Linked DNA regions of Homo sapiens: region 2 is linked to region 1. A link is a contact called in ENCODE Hi-C data. All regions are on one chromosome and are shown on one strand. The core of a region is the stretch at or near the end of the contact, and the rest is flanking DNA. Distances in the headings are between cores, read along the strand shown. Region 1 holds the start of DKK2 (dickkopf Wnt signaling pathway inhibitor 2). Region 2 holds the start of CYP2U1-AS1 (CYP2U1 and SGMS2 antisense RNA 1).

Region 1 (7,604 bases), core at 3,742-6,241:
TTGGTGGGTTGACGGCTCACAGAGTATTTTGTCCAATAAAACAATAACAAAAACAGGCACTTAAAATTTATCTTTGATCCAAGAGCTGGACACCTCTCCTCTGAAATATTATAAAAATTAGCACAGTTCTCAACTTACTTTGAGACCACTGCAGAACCCTAGAGACCCGAAAGGAACAGAGTCTGAAAATCACTGGTCCAGATTATCTAAATGTTGTTTGTTTTGTTGCTCATCAAGATGAGATTCCTTGGAATTGAACCTCACTCAAGAATTAAACATATGATTCTTTCACTGCCAAGTATTACTTGGTACTTTAGTACTGATTCAAAAGCTGAATCTTGAAAAAACCTGCCAGAACTCAGCAGTGAGAACTTACCAAAAAGGATATGCATTGTACAGAACTAACAAAAATTTTATATCGTAAAGGAAAATGTTTCTTATTAAACATTTGATGACTTTTTCTAATTCCACCTCCATCTATGGTCACATATATGCACAAGGCTCAGCAGAAGTTTTTATCTGCCTGAGTTTCAGATTATGTTATTTGCATTTTTTTTATTGTTTGGGTTCAGGCTCAAGGGGTAATATCTGTTCAGTAATCCTCTTTCATTTAAGTGGCAGGTGAAGTATGGATAAGATGACTAACTCGTTAAGGTTCGAAAAAGAAGCCGTTGGCTGAGCAATTGTTTCAGATTGATTTACTGTGAAATCTTCTGACCCATTTCACTTGTGCATGTTTTTGTAAGCATAGCTAGTGAATCAAATGTAGGTGATGAGATCTTTTTTATTAGCTGGTCCTGTTGTCCATGAGACCTTATCAAGATAGCATCAACAACTGAAACTAATGCAGGGATCAAATAGGAGATGCAATTTTTTCATATCTGGTATGAAAATTATTCCCATCAAGAAACACAAAAAATTTTCACAATATCAATGCAAGCTTACATTTGTTACCAGGTATTTAGAATTAATTTGCAGCAACACATAAGACTGTTGTTCTTAGGCAGAGGAGAAACATAAAACTCTCAAAGTATGAGTATTACTAGGCTACAGAGCCAGGTAGCTTGGTTTACTATGGAGAGGGAAAACCCATATAACCTTATTTTTCAGATCCTTAACATCCATCAAGTTTCAACCATACATTAAAGATTTTCATGTCTATTCTGTGTGTGCAAGATGCTTTGCGGTCCTGTGGGACCTACCAAAGACAATCTTACTTCCCAGGTTTGCTATTCTGTTCTTATTGACCTAACATGACCATCACTAGGGTCATTTCTTTGGGTTCAACGACAAATGTAGAAGTATTGTCTCTATGTACACCATTAAAATGTGCATTTAATTCTGAAGGAAAAAAAGAACTCTGGGGGACATATCTGATCACTTATATTCCCATAGTCACATGAATTCAAGCCAGCTTGGCTTGAATTCAAGTTGCAGCTATCCTGTGACAGATTGAACTCTGAGACTGGCATAATTCAGCAGTGGATGAGAATAAAGGCTCACAGCAGCAACTTCTGAGAGGGGCTAGGAGCAGATTTTAGTATATTAAGGTGTCTACAGAGCTCCAAGCCCCTTTAGAGGCAAGACCCCCATTCATTCACCTCTGTGTCCTCAGGGCCCCATACTTGCTTCACGTACGGGGAATGCATGAACAACTGCTAAAAAGGCTATTGTAGGAAATATTCACTAATGCAGGGAGAGAGGTAATGGGATGAAAATTAGTAAGCTTCAGTAAACAAGACTAAGGTAACAAGTTATATACTTAACTTACCTTTGGGATTAAGTATTCAGAAGGAATCCAGGATCCAGAAACAACTGCTGAGAAAGTAGTGGCTTTTCTATGGAACCAAAATGGCCCCACAGCTAGAGGAGCAAAGATAAGAGGGAATGTATGGCCAAAGGAAAAAATGTCCATTAAGGCACTTTCTTCTGGACAGGAAGGTTGTACATCCTGCTTTTGTACAGTCTTGTTTTTAAATATCTACTCTCTAATTATATTATTGCAAATGGCATAAAAATCTACTTTCCCAAGTAAAATATGAAGCTTTTGTCTTTACACTTAGGAAAACACACACAGGAAAAACACATATGGGGCCATGACAGTAATCCACAGGATTATGTTTATTTACAGTTAGTTGATTTTGTGTGTGCATATCTACTTGTCAACATATGGGTCATGTATGTTTGTTTCTGTCTGTCAAAAAAAATTTACACAAAGCATTTGGGTCATGAATGAAATTAGTTTTTGACTGCTTTTTAGCCTAAGGCGTAATTGTGTATGTTTTAGCTTTTGATTCTATATGTCTGATTTTGTTCTATATGGAAGAATGTTTGTGTAAGTAGATTTTATGTCGACTTTTAATTTAACTGTATTTGTAAAAAATTGCTTTTGGAACTTGCGGGGTTTGAATAAGCCTCTGAGATAATGTGTTTAGGATGGTACTCAGAGCTGAGAGTAAATGTGTTGTGCTTGATATATGTTTTCTGTTTAGCAGTACATGTGAGTAAAGTTAGGCCTGTGTATGTGGGATATTATTTTATTTAGAGGTAAAGAAAGAAGGAAGTGACAGAAATAGGCAAAGCATCTTCACATTTTCTCATGGTTCATTTGGGTTTGTTCTTCAACATATGGTCAAAGTCTACACCCTTCCAAGTGAATGTAGAGTGATCTGTTGCCTACATGTTTAGCTTCTATCTTTTCCTTTTGCTCTAAGCTACTTTTCAAAAATATTTAAACCAGTATACTCCTAACTTAAGTTTCTCAATTTCTGTCATGCTTTCTGATTGGCAAATCAGAATGAAGGCAAAAGATATACTCTTCTGTAAAGTCTAAGCTTGGAATCGTTAAGTACTTATTTATAGAGTAACGACCCATTTCCTTGCCTTTTATTAGTGCCTAGAATGCCTCACTTAACTTTATAAACTTACAAATTTATTACTGGGCATATATAGATGTTAAATGTTCTTACTACAATCATGTTATATGTATAAATACATATATATATTATACATGTATATAAAGTCACACACATATAAAATTTATATCTATATAGCATGAGATCTACCTTCTCAATAAGTTTTTAAAAATACAATGCATTATTGTTGGCTATAGGTACAATACCATATGACAAATCTCTAGAGTTTATTCATCTTAGTTAACTGAAACTTTATGATCATTGATATAGTAACTCCCCATTCTCCTCTCCTTCCAATTCCTGGTAACCATCATTCCAACCTTTGATTCTATGCATTTAACTATTTTAGGTACCTCCTATAAGTGGATTTGTCTTTCTGTGATTGGTCGAGTTCACTTAGTATGATGTCCTTCAGGGGTCACCCATATTGTTATTCCTGGCATATTTTTAAAAAGTGGAAAAAAAACCCCACACACTAAAATGTGAAAAATCTCTACCTTAAAGAAAGGAAATTCAAAAGATAAGAACACATGCCAGAGGGTGCATATTTTAATCCCCGTTTCCTTGTGTATTAAAAAAAAAATCTGAAAATGAAGAATTTCAGGGCAGACAGACTCATAGGTCAGGACTGAGAAATTTGCAAAACTGGAGCTGTCTGGGAGAAAATAGCTCTAAATCCACACTTTAGAACTCTGCGTTGTTTTGGGGGAAAATAAGAGTCACCAACGTTCTCACTTAGCGACAAGTTTAATTCGTACTCATGGACATGCGCCAGGATCAGGTGTGAAAGCTGTGAAATCTAGGTCCAAAAATTCTGAAGAGGATGCTGCTTGTATCCTCCCCTGGCGGCTAGCTGCCTTCTAACTTCAAGTTGTGGCTCAATGCTTGGATTTCTCTGCTCCTGGACATTAGTGTCTGCGAAGCAGAAATGCAATAACTTTCGAACAATCCCTTGCTTTGCTTGGAAAGTCTCGCACTTGGCCACCAGACATCACCGAACTCAGCGCTTGTCTCCTGCAGCAATTCCGTGGCTCGCTGAACGGCTGCCACTGGCGCCCCCAAGCGCCAGCGCGTCCCAGTCGTTCCCGGAGCAGCCTTCGACCTTCGGCCGAAGGGAATTGGACCTGGAGAGACCCGGGGGCTGACAGGAATGGCTTCTCTTGTAATTCACTGGGGCTAGAAGGCAGGAAGCCAAGGAAGACAGGATCTCAAAGGCTCCCTGCCCCCGTTCATTCCTATCTGGGATTTCCTATTCGCAAAAAGAGCAGTTGCCTGGCATGGTAAAGATGCTCATTCGAGCTGTGAGGTCCAAACCCTTGGAGCGTACCCAGAGCATCCCCTTCTTCCCAGTCCCTCAGAGACATAGACATATTCTACGAGTGCGGCGGGGCCCGGGGTTCCGAAGGAGGAGACTAAAAAGACCCAAATCGAACAGGCTCATCTTTTCCCCTCTTTGGTCTGCCCCTTTCCTTCCAGACCCTCTATCCGGATCATTGGCCACCCCCTGGCGCACCTATGTGGCTCCAGCTTCACACACTCCCTGGGAGGCACAGTCTAAAACCAAACGTGAGCTCACAAAGAACACAATACTAATGAGCAGATGCGCAGATGCTCACTTCTCTAAAGCTTCCATAGGGCTTTTCCAGCTCTCCTCGCGGAGTCAGGGGCTGAAGATGGGTGGGAAGATCTAAGAAAGGGTGGCAGCGATCAAGTGGTGTCAGCTTGCCCCACTCCGTTTCCACCTTTGGTCTCTGCCAGTTTCCAAAGACCCCTCCAACCGCTGGAGTTGTTGTCAGGAATTAGGAGCCCCTATGTTCCATTCACCTCATGGAAAAGCTAGATCCCCCTTTTCCAGTAGTTGTGGGTGGAGACAGAGCGGGAGGATGAGGAGGAGGAAAAGCTGGAGTGAAAGCCGCAGAAGCAGAAGCAGCACGCAGAGAGGAGGGGGGCGGAAGCGGTGGGGAGTGAGAGAAAAATTTTCACTCTTTGTCACTCTTGAATTGGGGGCGGAGGTAAAAAAAAAAAAAAAGTCCTCACTGTGGGAAGCTATAAAAAGCAAAGAGGACTGGGGAGAGAGCAGAGAGAGAGAAAGCGGGAGCCCGCGGCGAGCGTAGCGCAAGTCCGCTCCCTAGGCATCGCTGCGCTGGCAGCGATTCGCTGTCTCTTGTGAGTCAGGGGACAACGCTTCGGGGCAACTGTGAGTGCGCGTGTGGGGGACCTCGATTCTCTTCAGATCTCGAGGATTCGGTCCGGGGACGTCTCCTGATCCCCTACTAAAGCGCCTGCTAACTTTGAAAAGGAGCACTGTGTCCTGCAAAGTTTGACACATAAAGGATAGGAAAAGAGAGGAGAGAAAAGCAACTGAGTTGAAGGAGAAGGAGCTGATGCGGGCCTCCTGATCAATTAAGAGGAGAGTTAAACCGCCGAGATCCCGGCGGGACCAAGGAGGTGCGGGGCAAGAAGGAACGGAAGCGGTGCGATCCACAGGGCTGGGTTTTCTTGCACCTTGGGTCACGCCTCCTTGGCGAGAAAGCGCCTCGCATTTGATTGCTTCCAGTTATTGCAGAACTTCCTGTCCTGGTGGAGAAGCGGGTCTCGCTTGGGTTCCGCTAATTTCTGTCCTGAGGCGTGAGACTGAGTTCATAGGGTCCTGGGTCCCCGAACCAGGAAGGGTTGAGGGAACACAATCTGCAAGCCCCCGCGACCCAAGTGAGGGGCCCCGTGTTGGGGTCCTCCCTCCCTTTGCATTCCCACCCCTCCGGGCTTTGCGTCTTCCTGGGGACCCCCTCGCCGGGAGATGGCCGCGTTGATGCGGAGCAAGGATTCGTCCTGCTGCCTGCTCCTACTGGCCGCGGTGCTGATGGTGGAGAGCTCACAGATCGGCAGTTCGCGGGCCAAACTCAACTCCATCAAGTCCTCTCTGGGCGGGGAGACGCCTGGTCAGGCCGCCAATCGATCTGCGGGCATGTACCAAGGACTGGCATTCGGCGGCAGTAAGAAGGGCAAAAACCTGGGGCAGGTAGGAAAACCCCCAAACACATTCTTCAGACAGAAGAGGCAGGGGCCAGCTCTCTTGGGCTAGCGGTTTGCCATTGCATCTTGCAACATTCGGAGCGTGGCCCCAGATACAGAGAACAGGCGGCTGGGGAGGGATTCACCGAACAGGGTCTGCGTGGGCGGGGGGTGTCTGGGTGGCTGCTGGTCCTGCACTGCACGGAGTCAAAGGGTTAGGATTCTGTCTCGCCTTTGCTCTGGGGCGTGGGCACATATCAAGATCTAGTGCTTTCCTGTGGAGAAAGTGGTCAGGATGGTCCTTCCATTTAACACTGTGATGCAACTGATGAAGATGTTAATAGCATTTAACCTATAGCACCTAATAACGTGCCAGGCACAGTTCTAAGCGTTTTACATATTCACTCATTTAATCTTCACAACTCTGTGAGCTAGATGCTGTTGCTTTCCCATTCTGCTAATGAAGTAATTGAGGCACGGATTGATTAACGATTTGCCCAAGGCACACAGCTAGTATAAGTGGCAGAGAGGGATTTCAGTCTAGACATTGAGATACTGGGCGTTTAACCATTATATTTTACAATCTGGAGGGGACATTACTCCTTTTCAGGGTCTCCTTCCCTTCCAACCACTTACTCTCTTCAAAGAAGTAAGGTCACAGACAAAACAACTCCAGTAGACGCGCATTTCTCACTCACGCAGAATTGTACATAAATCACCCGGAAGGAAGCAAAATGATGAGATGACAATGACAGCGTCGTAGGCGCCAGCGATACAGCAGGACACTGAAGGCGTTTTTGAGAGAGGGAACTTTCCGCAGGCGCCTCTGTCTCTGTCATACAGACAGATAGATTGAAAGCCACTTGCAAACTGTTATACAAATAGACACGCACAGAGACGAGCGCGCACACTCGGTACCAGTTGTGGCTGGCGCGCTGTGGCCAGGAGAGGGGGCTCTGTGGGCACTGGGAATCATGACAGCTCCCCCTTCCGCTCCTTTTGTGGGAAGCCAAAACTGAGAAAGCCATTTTACCAATGGCACACGCACCTCGCACAACACAAGTGTCAACCCCTGGCAGCGGCCCACGCCCCAGAGATCCGAGTTTCCTTGGAACCGACTGATGCTGCTGTTTTGCGCGCTCTCGGTGTCCTCCGCCGCCCCTGTCCACAGCGCAGCCAGCCGGCTGAAGGTTGGTTGAGAGGGCCGAGCCATTCTGGGATGGACAGAGAGACAAGACCCGGGCTTGGCCCCCTACTGCCCTCTCACGGGGACAATTTTGCAGTTTTGCTAGTTTTGCAGTTCCAGAACTCTTCCCAGAGCTTTGAAGTGTGAACCGTTTCAGCTATCCTTTCAAGGGATTACAAAATCAGCAATCAGATTTTTTTTAAGGTCTCAGGAAAAATAAGAAAGTACATATACGTTCAGGCAAACATAACCGTTGCACATCCTCACACACGTGCACATGCCTACGCGCTTATGTGACCACTTTCCTTCGCTTTTTCTCTCCTGCGAGTCACCCCAGGATTTTCAATAGCAATGGTCCTAACAGTTTCTTAGAAGTCTGTCATGAAATGGAACAGGGATTAGAAAGAATGGGTGCTCTCAATCCAAATCATGACTCCTCTAATGCTACTGACTTCAAATTTCATGTTCCCAGTTGAAGAAAGCTTAATGTG
Region 2 (7,604 bases), core at 3,017-5,516, 900 kb before region 1:
ACTAATCCATTGATGAAGGCAGAGCCCTCATGACCTAGTCATCTTTTAAGTTCCCATCTCTTGACACTGTTGCATTAGGGATTAAGTTTCTAATACATAAACATTTGGGGACACCTTCAAACCATATCAGCACACTTAAGAGTGAAACGCTCCTTTGGTAGCCTTAGCTCTGATTTTGTAATTTTCTTTTCTTTTTGTGCTTAGGAAAAGAATCAATCAGAATGATGGACACAGCATCTTTATGGCCTATCTAGTTTACTGTAGTTTTTATGGGCTTAAGAAGAAGACCACCTTGTCTAATCATGAAATTTTGAAAAATTTAAACATAAAAAATAAAATTCCTACATTCTGGAACTTTTCAGCAAATGTATTAAGTCAACTATTTCTAGCCTCTCTTTGCGTTATGAAACATACCCTTCTCTGCTATTCTCACCAACTTCAGCAGCAAAGTTCTTTCAAAAAATAATAAATATTCAATAATGTTATTGGCCTCTAATTCCTAACATAATTTCTTTTCTCTTATGGCCTACACATCTTGTTTCTGGACAGTATCACATTTACTCCTTTGCTACTGGGCACAGTAGCCAAAGATGGTTTGAGCTGTCCTCAAGTCTTGCTGAGCTGAGCATCTTGACTGTAGTCACAGTGGCCTCTTTTCTTCAGGCTGATAATGCTGTCCATTTCTTGATCTGGGAAGTCCACTCACACCTCATCTGTTCCTTCATCCTTTGATGATCATCTTGAAATAAATTCACATCCTCCCTTTTTATTCTTCACTCTTGAAAAAGTTCTATTAAAAAAATCCTCTGCTAGCCACACTTTCTTATTCAGATGATCTGTTCTTTATTCCATGTTAACTCCACAAGCATTTACTTCATGCCATATGGTTCTTGCCTTGCATTATCTTGTCAACACCTTCTCTAGCCACTGAAATTTCTCTCATTAATTCTTTTACAGCACATTCACCCAAAACATACCAGAGCAGCATTGCCTAAGAAAATCCTGTCTCTTGGGGGAATAAATACTTTAGTTGAGATACTACTGAAGCACCAAATTGCCTCCAGGCTCCCAGCCCTTTTCTAAATAGAGATTTAATAGTAAGCAGTCATCCAACTAATGCTTAGAAATGACCTTGTTATAGATTCTCAACCAAACAGTAGCCACCAAGAAGCACTCTGATAAACTGTTTTGTTAAGAATTGGAAACTACACTGTTGAGATCTCAAAGAAGAAAACCTAATTCCTACCTTAAGAAATCCAGAGGAAGAGACAGACACACAAAACAAATTACAATAAAATGTGATACATACATCAATAGATGCTTGTATGCACGAATTCATTCATCTTTTGGTTCTCTATTCTGTGCCAAGAAGTAGGGATACAGTGGTTAACAAAAGAACAAAATCTCTGCCCTAAAGAAACTCACATTCCGTTGAGAGGTGGGAGTGGTCATAGGCTAAATACTTGCCAGTGTTTACTGAGAAAAATATGAATGAGATAAAATAAGAGGTGGTACTGGGCATTGACCAAAATAGCACTGAAAGGTAACAATTGGCCTGAGAGGCCTGAGGGATGACAAGCAATCAGTCAAGTAAGAAGTTATTCCAGGCCCAAAGAAGACAAACATCGTACCTTGAGGCAGGCCCAGGCATGGCAGAAATCAGCTTAGTGTGTCTAGAGTAGGAAGGTCAGGTTGAAATGTACAAGTGAAGGCAGAGCTAAAAAAGAGAAAGGCAGCAGCCAGATCCTTCAGGCCATAGTAGGTCAAGTAAGGAGTGCAGAGGCAATTGGTTTCAGCCAGAGAGCTACAAGATTTGATTCATGGTTTATGTAAGAGATACTTTTGGCTGCTCTGTGGATGAAAATCTGGAGCGGAAGCAAGCAGGTCGGTTAAGAGGCTTCTAAAGTATCAGCTTAGAAATGATGGTAGCTTTAGAAAAAAAAGAAAAATAAATAAATGATGGTAGCTTGGATGAGGATGCTGACAGTAGAGATGGAGAAAAGTAGATGGATGTAGCACACATATCTGCTGTAGGAGTCAGTAAGACTTATGGATTGATTAGAAGGGACTGGGAAGGTCTTAAAATGAAACAATGGTATCATAGAAGTTCATCTCCTTCTGCAGGGTAGGGAAGCATCTCAGGGTACACATTCTCAAAGAGGTAACATTTAAGCCCAATCTTAAAAGCAAGTGTGAAAAAAAAAAAAAAAAGAAGTGTTGGTGAGGACGTGGAGAAATTGGGACCCCTGTGGGAATGTAAACTGGTGCACTCACTGTAAAATAGTATGATGGTTCTTCAAAAAATTAAACCTAGAATTACCACATGATCAAGTAACTCCTAGGGACTCAGATATTTGCCCCCTTCTATTTATAGCAGCATTATTCACAATAGCCCAAAGTTGGAGGCACAAGTGTCTATCAATGGATGAATGGGTAAACAAAATGTGGTATATACAGTCGACCCTCCACATTTATGGGTTCCACATCTGTTGGTTCCACCAACCGCAGATCAAAAAAACACATCTGTACTGAATGTGTAGACTTTTTTTCTTGTCATTCCTTAAACAATACTGTATAACAACTATTTACAAAGCATTTACATTGTAGTAGGTATTATAAATAATCTAGAGATGATTTAAAGTATCCAAGAGGATATGCATAGGCTATATGCAAATACTACACCATTTTATATCAGGGACTTGAGCATCCTAGGGTTTTGTTATTCGCAGGAGGTCCTGGAAGGAATCCCCTACAGATAAGGAGGGATGATTGTACATATGATGGAATATTAGTCTTCAAAAGAAAATTTTCACATATGCCACAACATGGATGAACACTAAGACATTATCTAAGGATTTTAAATGAGTAGGGATAAAGATCATAATACTTTAAATGCCCCACTGAAAAACAAATGTCACAGTTCACACCTCATCCACTACATGCCTTCGTAATACTGCTTCTACCTAAAATTCTCTTCTGAGCTCATGGGTGCCTGGAGAAAACCTACCTGCTTTTCTTTTCTTTTTTAAAAATTGTGGTGAAATACATATAAAATTTACCATCTTAACCATTTTTAAGTGCACACCTTAATGGCATTAGGTACTGTCACACTGTTGTGCAACCATTGCTACCATCCATCCATAGAACTTTTTTCATCTTGCAAAACTGAGACTTTCTGTCCCTATGAATTTCACTACGCTAGGAGGCACCTCATATAAGTGGATCATACAATATTTGTCTTTTCCGTTTAAAATCCTGATGCAAAACTCTGGCTTTATCAGATTCTGAAAAGCCTAGATCTTTCTTTGCCATGTTATAGGGGCAGGAAATAGCATTCATTTAATAGATACTTGAACTCCTACTATGTTTCAGACAGCAATGACTCTGTCCTCCTAGATGTCAGAACAGTGGTGAAGACTGACATCCAGGCCCAAGGTCATAAAGTTATGTAGCGTCAGTTTTGAAAAGTGTAGTGAAGGAAAAGTGCTTGGGCAAGGGACCTGGTTCTAACAAGGGAGGCTACCCTACTTGCAGAGGCTGTGAGAAAAGGCTTCCCCAAGGAAAAGGCATTTAACACCTGACTGATGCGTAGGAGTGACTCAGAAAAGAAGTCAGAGACCTAAGCCAGCCAGTAAGACAAAGGGGGACGGTAGAGACAGGTTAGATTGGACATTTTATTGCAGCAGATAACACGTTTTCCAACCCCCAAAAATGTCCAATTTAGACTCCCATACGCAGGAATCAGAGGCTATGAACCAAAGCCGGAGATTTGGTAATAGGCTTCTTCTGTGTTTTCTGGACTTTTTATCTTATTGGAAATTATCTTCTTAAATTCTTACATTCGAAACCCACAAGGTAAAAAGAATATCCTTCCCTCTTTCTAACATGGGGGCCAAAGTTTCTCTCCGAGGTCACAGCTGGTGGAAGGGAAGGCTACTTTTGGAAAGATGGAACCTGGCTTGCCACCTTGTCCTTCCGCCATCCCTATTACTCTCCCTCAATCTCCGGATGACTTTTCTACTTATGATCTTGGAGTATGAGCAAGTCACGCGTCCGTCACTACTTGATGGGATCTTAAAGGCATCAGAAAGGAGAAGCGCCGCCACCACCATCACCTGTTAGTTCAGGATGCAGGTGTGAGGCAGCCTGGGGGCGCGGGCGGCCGGAAGGGGCACAGGAACTGCAGCCCCCACGCACCTGGAGACTCATCCGCGGCATCCGCGTACCCACAGCCCACGACCTCCCGCTCACCCTTCTCCTTGGTCACGATGGAGATGAGCGGCACCCGCGGGCGGTCGCTGAAGACCTCGGCCTGCTGCACCAGCGCCTCGCGCACGCTGTGGAAGTCGCTGAGGACCACCACCAGGTAGTGGCCGATAAAGAAGCTGAAGATGCTGCCGTACACGCGGGCTAGGTGAGCCAGGAGCACCTGCGGGCCTATGACCGAGGGATCAATCCCTGCGGCCCTGGTCCTGCTGCTCAGCCAGCTCCGCCGCCGGAGGAAGGGAGGCAGCAGCACGTGACCGAAGTTGCCCACCAGAGGCCAGGGCGTGGGCCCGGGCGGGATGCCCCGCGCCCGGCGCCTCCGCAGCCAGCTCCAGCCCAGCAGCGCTACGAGGCCGCATAGCAGCAGCGCGCCCCCGCTGGGGTCCAGCCGCAGCAGCCCCAGAGGCGCACGCAGGAGGCGCGCGGGCCAGGGCGGGTCCTCGGCCGGCGGCTGCGACGGCCCCGGAGACGACATGGTCCGGGCGCCGGCGGCCTCGGGTTCCCCTTGCTGCCTGGAGGAGACGCGCACGCAGCTGCCTGACCCGCGGCGCCAGTGTCCTGCTCTGCTCTGGAAGGTCGGGGGCGGGCAGGGGGTGTAGGAACGCCCCCGGATTGGCTGCGCCGCGCGCATTCTCCCCGCCGCCGCCACTCAGCGACGCCTGGGCGGAACCTGGAGGCGCGCCGGCTGCCTGGCGGAGGGGGTTGGCGGGCTAGCAGGCGGGGGACCTGAAGTTTGCCCCGAAGTCCGGTTACGACCCTTTGCAGGGTCGGGCTTGGCGGTGACTGTCCCTGAAACTGGGATGCTGGCAACACAACCTTGCGCTCTGATTGGCTGTTGGTTTCCCTTGTGTCATTCGTTTGTCATTATCACTCGTTTGTCAGTTGACAAACACAAACGCATGGTTATGAAGTGCATAAACCGTGTTAGGATCTGTACTGAGTGTGGGAAACTGGTGAACAGGCCCGTGAGATGGGTCGGCCTTAGCACCTGTGCCCTGAGCTGGGAGAATGGGGTCAACGCCCTATTCCTGCATGCTTCGGTGTAGTAGTGAAAAGACGGGGTTCCTTATCTAAACTGGGATTCGCAGCACCCTTTCCTCCACGCAGAGACAGCAGGATGCTGGGAAGCCGTGGAATGCAGAATCTGTGGGTGTCGGCTTGGCAGCCAACTCTGCGGAAGGGATGATGGCGGGAGTGGGGGGAGCGAGGGGCGGGCAGCGAGGCACGAGGAGTCACGTTCTGAGAGCTTGCCCTGGGCTAGAAAACTTATGCGGAGAGCGAAAGCTGTGTCCATTCCTGCGTGTGGCCTGGGTGCATTAGAAAATGTACTTAAATCCAGAAATAGCGAAACCAGAATTTGCTTGGTGGATTTAAGTAGCTAGAAATATGAAAAGAAGATAACCGGTTGAGGGAGGGGTGGCAATATTATTATTGGTGTTAGACAACACTTGAAAGGCTGAGGTTGAAATATTAGATATGAATTGTATAATACTTTAAAAACAAAGTATTACTTTATTTTATCTTCTCAGATAATGGCTTTCCTGATAAGGGCTTCCCTTTCAGTCTTGTTTAGGCCAAATCCTGTAGTTTCTGTTCAAGTTGGATTGAGCATAGAATTGTCTGTACTGGGCCATTTTTCTAGCCGTTTCATTTTTCTCCATACATTAAAAGTTTGAACACCACGCTGTACCTATAAAAATGTGATCAAAGAAAGCATAGTGAGTCCTCAAATAAATACATGATCCATTTTATTTTTCTATAAACAAGTGATGCCAGTAGGATATGTTAAATTTCAAGTCCACTCTGTTCTCATATTCTTTTTGACATGCTTTTCATGTTATTTTAAGCTTATGCACCCCAAACAAAAAAAAAAAACCTCCACACCTCTCATCTTCTATAATTAACCACTACTTGTGAGATTACTTTTCTCATTTTTTTTGAATTTTTGAATTAAGAGAAGTTTTTAAAAATTTAAACTACTTGTTTGCAGATACGATCTTCAACATGACATTCTGGATGTCATCTGATTCTAGGGCTTTGCTCTCTGAAACAGTAGCCACTATATACATCATCCCATACAAGCAATTTAAATTCATAAATGATTTTAAAATAGTTGAAGCTGTGACTAATTTAACAACTCCAACAGCCACCCTTTTATATTGTACAGGATGTAACTGCACGTGTAGTGTTTTCCTAAATCTCTCATTTTCACTAGGTTAATAGCTGTGCGGGGCAGATAGGAAATCTGGGCTGAATTCAGCCTCTCCTCACCACTATATGTTGAAGTCCTAACCCCCAGTGCCTCAGAATAAGACTGTATTTGGAGAAAGGGCCTTTAAAGAGGTAATTAAGCTAAAATGGAGTCCTGTGGATGGGCTCTTACCAATATGACTGGTGTCTGAAGAGGAGATAAGGACACAGAGAGGAAAGAGGATGTGAGGACACAGTCAGAAGGCAGCCATCTACAAGTCAGGAGAGAGGTCTCAGAAGAAATCAACCCTGCTGACACCTTGAGTTTTGACTTCTAGTCTCCAGAACGGTGAGGATATAAATATAAATTTCTGTTGTTTAAAACATCCAGTCTGTAGTACTTTGTTATGGCTGCCCTAGCAAACGAATACAGGAAGGGATATTGTTCATAATATTATGGATACACTTTTATTTTATTATTATTATTTTTTGCGATGGAATCTCGCTCTTTCGCCCATGCTGGAATGCAGTGGTGTGATCTCGGCTCACTGCAACCTCCGCCTCCCAGGTTCATGCGATTCTCCTGTCTCAGCCTCCCAGTAGCTGGGATTACAGGCCCGCACCACCACGCCCGGCAAATTTTGTATTTGTAGTAGAGACAGGGTTTCACCCTGTTGGCCAGGCTGGTCTAGGACTTCTGACCTCAGGTAATCTGCCTGCTTCAGTCTCCCAAAGTGCTGGGATTACAGACGAGAGCCACCATGCCCAGCTGGATGCACTATTTTAAACATGAAACCACACAGCTCATTCAGTGCTCCTTAAGGATGAATTTCCCCAAATTACATTCAGGGCGATTTTGCCACATAAAGGAATACTTTCTGCTTCATCTCTCTTATTTTATATAGGTAAAAAAATAATAGCAGAAGCAGTAAAGGAAGAGAATACTAAGAGATCTTTTGGGTGGGCAGAAGTGGTAAGAAAGATAGAGGATTATGGGAAAAAATCATTTTTATTGAGACCCTAAAGATAATTTTAAACCACCCACTTTCCTACCTATATCCTTGTTCGACATGGATTTTGGCCGGAATTGTTGGTCACAGTATATCCAAAATAGCTGAGTACTTATTTTGTTATAAAGAGTGGTATTA

The links. A loop is a pair of places that touch in the nucleus more often than their neighbours do.
Region 2: a loop to region 1 is called in a map of chondrocyte, with 2.2 times the contacts of the local background. The contact joins the promoter of CYP2U1-AS1 here to the promoter of DKK2 in region 1. A Hi-C loop is called at or near these places in 1 of 168 maps with a recorded cell type or tissue (chondrocyte).

The regions. Positions count from the first base shown.
Region 1 is chr4:107,033,700-107,041,303 of GRCh38, reverse strand. It overlaps DKK2 (dickkopf Wnt signaling pathway inhibitor 2), which reads left to right and starts at 4,991. Exons shown (of 4, transcript NM_014421.3): 1 at 4,991-5,934. The coding sequence starts at 5,713.
Region 2 is chr4:107,928,781-107,936,384 of GRCh38, reverse strand. CYP2U1-AS1 (CYP2U1 and SGMS2 antisense RNA 1) reads left to right here and starts at 4,266. Exons shown (of 7, transcript NR_125929.1): 1 at 4,266-4,414. It overlaps CYP2U1 (cytochrome P450 family 2 subfamily U member 1), which reads right to left and starts at 4,836. Exons shown (of 5, transcript NM_183075.3): 1 at 4,252-4,836. The coding sequence starts at 4,741. All of the region lies in intron 1 of LOC107986298 (a long non-coding RNA gene), which reads left to right. LOC124900751 (a long non-coding RNA gene) reads left to right here and starts at 4,800. Exons shown (of 2, transcript XR_007058221.1): 1 at 4,800-5,412; 2 at 6,482-7,604. It also overlaps LOC107986299. RefSeq lists enhancers at 4,099-4,168, 4,229-4,298, 4,959-5,466 and a silencer at 4,509-5,098.